2 separate regions of the Homo sapiens genome follow, and region 1 is linked to region 2. A link is a contact called in ENCODE Hi-C or POLR2A ChIA-PET data. All regions are on one chromosome and are shown on one strand. Each heading gives the region's core, a stretch centred on a gene start or an enhancer-like site at or near the end of the contact. The rest is flanking DNA. Distances are from core to core; before and after follow the strand shown.

Region 1 (4,551 bases), core at 278-2,777, 210 kb after region 2:
AGGACCACATGGTCTAGTGTGGGAGATGGATATGCAAGTTGACAGTGGAATTCTGAGTGCTCACTGAGTTGATTGAGGGAAGCACGGGGTACTGGGGAGCCCAGAGGGAACCCCCTGGCTCAGCCTGAAGGGTGGGCACAGGGTTCTTAGAGGAGGGCTTCTGATTTTAGGGTAACATTTGTACAGATTGTGGAAAGAATGTAAGAGAATCAGAAGGCCTGTGCATAGACACTGGCTTTTGCAACTACTTTGAGTTGTCTTGGCAATAGATTGAGGTTAAGATCAAGGGTCTCTGAGTCAGACAGGCCTGGGTTCAAATTCCAGCTCTGACACCACTGGCTGTGCAGCAATAATCATGGCTAATATTATTTGAGCTGTTACTGGGGTGTCAGAGAGAAGGCTGCCTGACAGGCCTAGGACGATGAAGCCTGCTCAGTACAACCAGGGCCACAGTGGGGGTGATCTCAATGGGTGACCACAGCCGTGGGAACCTGCCTTATCTATCCTCTCCACCTCTCCCTCCCAGCCCACCTCTGCACTCATCAGTGTGGGTGATTTCTTTTAATTCTCACAACCACCCTGTGGGGTCATTCTTGTCACCCTCATTTCACAGAGCAAGAGACTGATAATCAGACTCACTTGCTCCAGGTCACATGGCTAGCCAGTGGATAAGCCAGGATTTGATCTCCAAGCACTGAGTTCTTCTGCTCCTTATTCCAGAGGTGGTTGTGACATTAAGTGGCACATCTACATTAGCACGGCACTGGCACAGGTCATGCAGTCAGCAATGGTAGCTACTATGTTGCTTTTATCACCTTCTAAAGCCCAATTTGTTAGTCGCTTTTCCAATAAGCCCACCCTGATCTCTGCGGCCAGAGGCCGCCGTGTGTCCCAGCTCACGGTGCTTAGTAACTGCTGTCCTCTGTGTGCTATACCTCTCCTGTGCCATGGCCACCTCCCCTGGGGAGAGACTGCATCCTCTCCCTTTATGTTCACTCCTGGCAACCACCACACTTCTTGGCACATTGTAAGGCTGCAGTCAGTGTTTGCTAAATGGAATTGAGAGAAAACACTGTCAGCCAGATCAATTCCCAGAAGAAATGTTTTCCAAAGGTCTTTAGTCTGGGCACATCAATATAAAAATGACGCAGCTATAATTTGCTTTCAGATTCAGACTGGGAAGATGAACTTTAACCCTGTCAAAAAATGAGAACAAATTAAATTGAAGCACAAAGTCGTTTCCCTTGTTCCAGGGCTCTGGATTTCTAATTAATGTGCAGCACAATTCTGAAGGCTGCAAGGGGATCAGTAAGATCGTGTCCGTTACCTTGCAAACTGAGTAGAGCTCAAGATAGAGCTTTTTGTTTGCTTATTTGTTTTCCTTTCCTGGGATGTATTGTGCTTCTTGTGGTACAGGTTCATAGATGAGAGCAATCCCAGGCGATCAGAAAAAAAATGATTGCTAGAAGCTGACCTTGTACAAAAGAACACACAACAAAACAGCTCTCAACACAATCACTCCCCGACCCTGTCCCAGAGGATAGCAGCTTAGCCCCAGGAAGTTAGAAAAACCACAACGAATTTCAGTGGCACATGCTGAAAAGGTGACGGCCACCTTGTGGCAAGGCCGAAGAAGAATTCCCTCCGTGACTAAGTGCTGATATTTAACTCAGAGTTTTGGCAAGGCGGCTCTGGGGATTTGGCACCCAAGGCTCTGAAATATCAATATATGTTCGGAGACTGTGGTGAGTGACAAGGATCTCATTCAGGCAATAAAGGGGCAATCAAATTAAGTTACCAGCTAGGAAAGGAAACTGACCTTGAACAAAGGGCGAGAGTGCAACCTGGGGCAGAGCTGTTTCCAGGAGTTGGCCACTGCTCCTGCTTGCAGGTAATAGAGAATGGGGCAATGCTCTTCAACCCGTTAATCCCCAAACTTGCATGAGTGAGAGTCACCTGGTGTACTCATTAAAATTACAGGTACAGGTTGCTGGGCCCCACTCCAGACCCACTGAATTAGAATCTCTGACACAGGGCATGGGAATCTACACTTTTAAAACTAGTGCCCTGGATGCTTCCTGTGTTGATAAACCTGTGGAAATTACTGGCTAGAACACCAATACTTTCCTTATTGGATCCTCTGGTATACTATCTGGCCTTGGGCAAATTTTCCCTTCTCCAAACTTTCATTTCTATATCTGTAAAATAGGGATAGGGACCGCTGCCTCTCAAGGATATATTGTATTTGAGGAAGAAATAAAATGAGTAAGTCGGGGTGCAGACAGCACCTGGCACTTAGGAGATGTGCAGTGCATGTGAATCCTGCCCTTGTAGGTGTGAAGAGGCCACTGTCTTCCACATCAGGCCCCCAAAGATGCCTTAAATTTCTCTTTCTGCTTTCAAATTTTTGGCCCAGAGATACTGAGCATCAGCCTCAAATGCTCCTGCCCATCAGGGAGGATTACTGGGGTGAGGGGGTTGGGAGCTGTGCCCTTTCTGTGGAACCAGTACCACAGGACTCCAGAGCCCTCAGTGGCAGCAGGATATCATGACGGTTTCTTTGGGAAGCTCTGCCAGGAAAAGCCAGGGTCGAGTTAACCTCCCAAGTCCTTGATGGAATCAGCCCAGGCTGATGACTAATCTTCTAGGTTTCTTCTCCCCACTCCTGGCTCCTGCCAGGTCTCTTAACAATCCCAAAACAGTAGACCCGGTCCAGGGACAGGGGCTCTCAGCTCAGAGTAAGGCCTTGAGGGATGCGTTACCTCACTCTTGGCTCAAGTCTGCCAAGAGATAGGATTAACTGGGGAGTGGGGGAGGGCCTGGCAGTCAAGAGACCTGAGTGAGGAGACAACAGGCCAGAGACAGTGTGTGATAGGCTGAACTGTGTCCTCTCCAAATTCATATGTGGAAGTCCTAACCTCCATTATCTCAGAATGTGGCTGTATGAGGAGACAGGGCTTTTAAAGAGGTAGCAAGGTAAAATGAGGTCATAATTAAGTTAAAATGAGGTCATGAGGCTGGGTCCTAATCCAGTATGACTGGTGTCCTTGTAAGAAAAGGAGATTAGGACACAGACTTGTGTGAGCACAGAGGAGTGGCCATGTGAGGACAGGGGAAAGATGGCCATTACAAGCCAAGGGCTGAGGCCCAGAAGAAACAGCCCTGCCAATACCTTCATCTCAGATTTCTGGTCTTCAGAACTGTGAGAAAAGAAATTCCTGTTGTTGAAGCCATGCAGTGTGTGTATTTGTTATGCAGACCAAAGTCATACAGAGGGCCAGGGACTTAGGCTTTCATGCTGGACTCTTTTCCCTGGCTCTCTGGCTTGGATTTTGGGAAAAGACTCCCTCAGTTTTCTCATCGGTAAAAGAGGAAAACAATATTGCTTACAGGTTAACAGCACATCTCTTTTTTTTTTTTTTTTGAGACAGGGTCTCACTCTGTCACCCAGGCTAGAGTGCAGAGGCATGATCATGGCTCACTGCAGCCTCAACCTCCTGAGCTCAAGCAGTCCTCCTGCTTCAACCTCCTGAGTAGCTGGGAATACACCTGGCTAATTTTTAAAATTCCTTGTAGGGAGGGGCCTTGCTATGTTTCCCAGGCTGGTCTCAAACTCCTGGGCTCAAGCAATCTGCCTGTCTTGGCCTCCCAAAATGCTGGGACTACAGGTATGAGCCACAGCGCTCAGCCAACATAGGGAAATCTCAGAGGAGATAATACTATAGGTATGGCCTGGTATACAATAAATGCATGATACATGTAATCTCCCTTCCCTGTTTAATCGTGTCAAGTTTGGCCAGCCCTGTAAGCACTCTGAAAACCTCAGTTTTATCACATAGGATATGAGGATCACAACCCTTGTCTGCCTCATTTAATGGAGCTGGTGGGAAACCCAGTGAGATAACATAAGGGACAAGGTTTGAGAAAATATAAAGTACTTTATGGATGAGAGAAACCATGGCATCCAGGAAAAGCAGGATGTCACCTTCCCCAAGAGATGCTTTAAAATTGAGAAGTATAGAACACTAAAAAGAACAGTGGGTTTAGACACAGGCTTTGGGTCCAAGTCATAGCTCTGCCATTTCTGTGAAATTTTAGACACCTCACTCAACTTCAGTTTCCTGCCTACAAAACAGGGATGATGACAGCTGTGATGGAAGATGCTAATACTTTGCATTCAAATGTCCACCAAGTCCCAGGTGGTTCTGCGGACTTGTCCAACTCAAGAAGTTTTCCCTCCTGCCCCCAACAGCATCATGCTAAGGCAATGTCTGAGGAACCACTCCAGCTCCGGAGAGAAACTCTACTTCTTTCCATTCAGAATCCCATTCTGATACTCACATCGGGGGCTTCTAAAATCCTAACATAGAAGACCTTGGCATTGGCCTTCCTCAGCTTTCAACTGGACTGACAGAGCCCAGCCTTCTGCCACTCCACATGTGCAGTCCACACAGAGTCTCATTCTAAATCACAGTTGACCTCTAGCTTCTACCCGCCATCCATCATGACTCAGAATCAGGATGAGGGAGAGTATTTGGGATGAGGCAAAAC
Region 2 (4,295 bases), core at 31-2,530:
GGTGAATTTTGGTTCCAAACTCCGTACAGGTCTGTGCCTGCAGGACTAAAACGGGGTGTGGAAAGGGTCTTGTGGAGATTTCCTCCAGAACAGACAAGCGGGAGTATTCCTCTAAACAGGGGAATGAGAGGGTTCTCTAAAGAATGCAGGGGAAGAAGTTCAAAACCCTTGGAAGTCTTCTGAGATCAACAAGGGGAATAGAGTTTTCTCCTAGCATGGAGAGGTCCAGCCCCTTCACTGGATGAGTGGGGTTCTCTGCCCCAGCTGGACTTCCACAGGAGGATGGAGGAAAGCATCCTCTTGAGCAAGTCTGGAGAGTGAAGGGGTGGGGTTGCAAGGTTGGAGAAGGAGGTGTTTCCCTCATAAAAATGACTGGGCCTTTCTTGCAATGGCTGGCACAAAGTCGGAAGGGTCTGGGGACGGGAGGGGCCTGAAGTGATTTCTGAGGAGTTGGGTTTTTCCTGTAAGGCCCTGGGAGGGAAGGCAAGGTACTTTGCGCAATGACACATTTCAGTTGTTGGATGTGAAGATTCTCCTTCGAAGACAGAATAAAGAAAGGCCCCTTCATTAATGCGGGTTTGAAACTGGTCTGAAATGGTGTGCCTGCAGGGATTCGGGAGGAAATGCGACGCCCACCCCCAGACTTGGGAAAGGCGGGGGCAATAATTCTCTAAGAGAACTGGAGCCCGAAAGAGGAATGAAAAGCCCCCGCGCCGCGCACATACACTCTCTCTCACTGGAAAGTTAGGAGCGAGGAAAGAACTCTGAAGTGATTTGGGAACGATCTGAAAGCGCGCAAGTTGGAAGTCGGGTTGAAGCCAGCATAGCGGAGCAGGGGTCAGGCCTCTGCGTGGCCGGAGTGGGAGAGCGCTTCTGAGAACAAGATGGGGCAGGACCGAAGGGGCGTGAGGTCGACGCTCCCTAGGGATGATTCGGAGGGTGAAGGAGGTTTGGGGGTGGTTCCGGGCTCTCGGAGGTGACTGAGGGAGTCCCTGAGCCAATGCCCGGGGGTGGGAGGCGCTACCGGTACTCACTGAGCTGATCTCCAGCGCCAGGGCGCACTGCAGCGCCTTCACCTTCGGCATCCGTGCGGGGAGGGGCGGCGGGGAGTGACCCCGGCCACGGGCCCGAGTGAGGCGGGGAGACCTGGGGCTGGGCGGGGACGGGGAGGAGACGAGGTGGCGGCGGCGGTGGCAGCAGTGGCCCCCAGGCCGGGGCCCGCGGTCCAGCCTGGGTTCCGCCGGAGAAGCAGCTGAGCGCGGGGCGCAGACTCGTTGTCATGGCAGCCAGGAGGGGCGGGGCCGGAAGAGAGGCCGCGCGGGGCACTCCAGGGCTACCCGCGCTGGGACGAGCGCTGGAGGCGGAGCTTGACGAACGCCGAGCGAGGCGGAGTCGGGCAGGGGGCGGGGCTTCCGAAGGGGCGGGGTGAGGCAAGGCAGCTCTTCTGTGACGTCAAACTGCGCCCAAAGCCGGACGAAAGGGAGCTGCTGTTTGTATAATGGGACGGTGCTCTGTTCAGGGAGTTGGAGTTCCTGTAAGGCCGTCGGAGGGAACCCCTGAGTTACAACGTGGTGATGGCACCTTGGGCTAGTGGCGACCCACTGTGGCCTCAGTTTTCCCAATTGTAAAAGAATAATAATTATTGTTAGTCCTCCTATTTAAATTTCACGGCACGGTTTACAAAGCCAGCATAAGGATACTGGGAATTAGGGAAGAGACTTGCCCAAATCAAAGTCGGAACCAGGACTGGAACCCAGGAGCTCTCAAGTTAAACCCCAGTTGCCTCCCTGAGGAGAGGGGCTTGCATCAGATGGTCCATACTCCTAGTCTCCTATTCTGTGATTCCCTTTGTTAGCGCGTTCCCTTTTCCCTTCAAATTTTCCTGTCTAATTCACCCATGTATGCGTCTTAATGCATATTGCTTAAGTGGAACTGTCAATGAGGTGCCAACAATAAGTCCAGCTGTGAAGGGCCTGACAATAGACCATCAAAGATAAAAAGAACCTAAGAGATTGCCCAATCCAATCATGTTAAAAATCATTTGTATTGCAAAATACATTATACATGCAGAAGTGTATAAAACACGTTTATCTTAATAATAATGTGAACAGTACCTGTACAACTAGCACCCGGTTAAGAAATAAAACATTACCAGCACCTGAAAAATGCCCCCAACGATTACATTGCCTTTCTCGCCCTGGAGTAACCACTACCCTGACTTTTGTACAATAATTCTCTTCCTTTTGCCATTCATGTATGCATTTCTAAACAAGATATTGTTTAATGTTTTCCGGTATTGATAGTATATAAATGGTATTAATACTGTATGTATTCTTCTGTGATTTGCTTCTCCCACTTAATATTATGCCACCGGTGATGCTGTGTAGCTGAAGTTTTTTCCATTGCTGGACAGTATTCCAATATAGATTGATTTATCCTTCCTACTATCAATGATCACTTACACTGTTTTCATTTTTAGCTATTATTAACAATGTTGTGAACATTGTAGTACAAGTCTGTGTCTATTAATGCACATGTACTAGCGTAGGAGTGGGTTAGCTGGGTATTAGGGTTTTGCACATGTGGGTCTTTAAAAAGTAAGACCACACCATTTTCCAAAGTAGTGTACCTATTTATGTTTCTGGTGCTTATGTATAAGAGTTCTTATTTTTCCACATCATCAGCAACATTTGTGTTTGGATTTTTAACTTTTGTATATTTGGATGTGTGTATTTTAGGTATTTCATTGTGGTTTTATCTTGAATCTCTGGGTACTGTTGAGGTTGAGTACCTTTGGTTTTGTTAGCCTTTCCATTATCTCTTATTGAACTGCCAAGTAGTTATCTTGCCCCCTTTTCTGTTGGTCTCTCTCTCAGTTCTTTATATACTCTGGATAATAATTATATGTCTACTCTATATGTTGCAAATATCCTTTCCACTTTGTGTTTGTATTTTAATTTTACATATAGTCTGTGATGAACAGAAGATAAATTGTTGTCATGGAGTATGAGTATTCTCAGTTTGACCATATAATTCCAAGTTGCTATCCAGAATGCCATACCAGTCTATGCTCCCAATATTCGAAGGTTACTATGGCCCCACATTCTTCCCAGGCTTGGCATTATCAAGGGTTCTTGTTTTCCCCCAACATAACAGATGTAAAGTGTTATCTCACTATTGAATTTTTCAGATTACTGATGAGTCTGAGCATGTCTGTATATGCTTATAAGATTTTCTATCTTTACTAAAAATCATCTGCTCATAATGCTTTACCCCATATTCTATCAGGATTTTTGTCTTTTTTTTAGGAATTTTGTGTATTCTGGTTAGTTAATAAATTAATTCTAAGACACTACAAAAATCTTCTCTCTTTATGGTATTTTTATGAACTTTGCCCAGGATTTTGTTTTGTTTTGGGGTTTTTTGGGTGTTTTTTGTTTTGTTTTGTTTTTGACAGGGTTTTACCCGTCACCCAGGCTCTGGAGTGCACTAGCACAATCTCGGCCCACAGCAACCTCTGCTTACCCAGTGATATGGTTTGGCTGTGTCCCCACCCAAATCTCATCTTGAATTGTACTCCCATAATTCCCATGTGTTGTGGGAGGGACCTGGTGGGAAATAATTTGAGTCTTGGGGGTGGTTTCCCCCATACTGTTCTCATGGTAGTGAATAAGTCTCACAAGATCTGATGGTTTTATCAGGGGTTTCCGCTTTTGTATCTTCTTGTTTTCTCTTTCTGCCACATGTAAGAAGTGCCTTTTGCCTCCTGGCATGATTCCGAGGCCTCCCCTCCCTGTGGAACTGCAAGTCCAATTAAACCTTTTTTCCTTTCCAGTCTTGGGTGTGTCTTTATCAGCAACATGAAAATGAGCTAATACAGTAAATTGGTATCAGTAGAGTGGGTGTTGCTGAAAAGATATCCGAAAATGTGGAAGCGACTTTGGAACTGGGTAACAGGGAGAGGTTGGAACAATTTGGAGGGCTCAGAAGACAGGAAAATGTGGGAAACTTTGGAACTTCCTAGGGACTTGTTGAATGGCTTTGGCCAAAAGCCTGATAGCCACATGGACAATAAGGTCCAGGCTGAAGTGGTCTTAGGTGGAGATGAGGAACTTATTGGCAACTGAAGCAAAAGTGACTCTTGTTATGTTTTAGCAAAGAGACTGGGGGCATTTGGCCCCTGCCCTAGACATTTGTGGAACTTTGAACTTGAGAGAGGTGATTTAGGGTATCTGGCAGAAAAAAATTCTAAGCAACAAATCATTCAAGATGTGACTTGGGTGCTGTTAAAGGCA

What was found. A loop is a pair of places that touch in the nucleus more often than their neighbours do. ChIA-PET counts read pairs that join two places held with the same protein, here RNA polymerase II (POLR2A). Pooled maps may share reads with other maps.
Region 1: a loop to region 2 is called in a map of ascending aorta, with 3 times the contacts of the local background. The contact joins the enhancer-like site here to the promoter of SPATA6 in region 2. A Hi-C loop is called at or near these places in 1 of 168 maps with a recorded cell type or tissue (ascending aorta) and 4 of 50 pooled maps. POLR2A ChIA-PET finds 5 or more read pairs at or near these places in 1 of 52 experiments (OCI-LY7).

The regions. Positions count from the first base shown.
Region 1 is chr1:48,679,003-48,683,553 of GRCh38, forward strand. All of the region lies in intron 6 of AGBL4 (AGBL carboxypeptidase 4), which reads right to left. Among named protein-coding and RNA genes, the nearest start is that of BEND5, 96 kb to the right of the region's middle. Within about 2 kb of position 1,528, at least 4 of the 41 ENCODE cell types and tissues checked have a DNase peak (open chromatin) inside an H3K27ac peak, as active enhancers do; they include ascending aorta, where a contact is called at or near this core.
Region 2 is chr1:48,470,924-48,475,218 of GRCh38, forward strand. SPATA6 (spermatogenesis associated 6) reads right to left here and starts at 1,281. Exons shown (of 13, transcript NM_019073.4): 1 at 1,035-1,281. The coding sequence starts at 1,085. LOC124904175 (a long non-coding RNA gene) reads left to right here. Exons shown (of 2, transcript XR_007066074.1): 1 at 1-29. RefSeq lists a silencer at 963-1,352 and an enhancer at 1,563-1,612.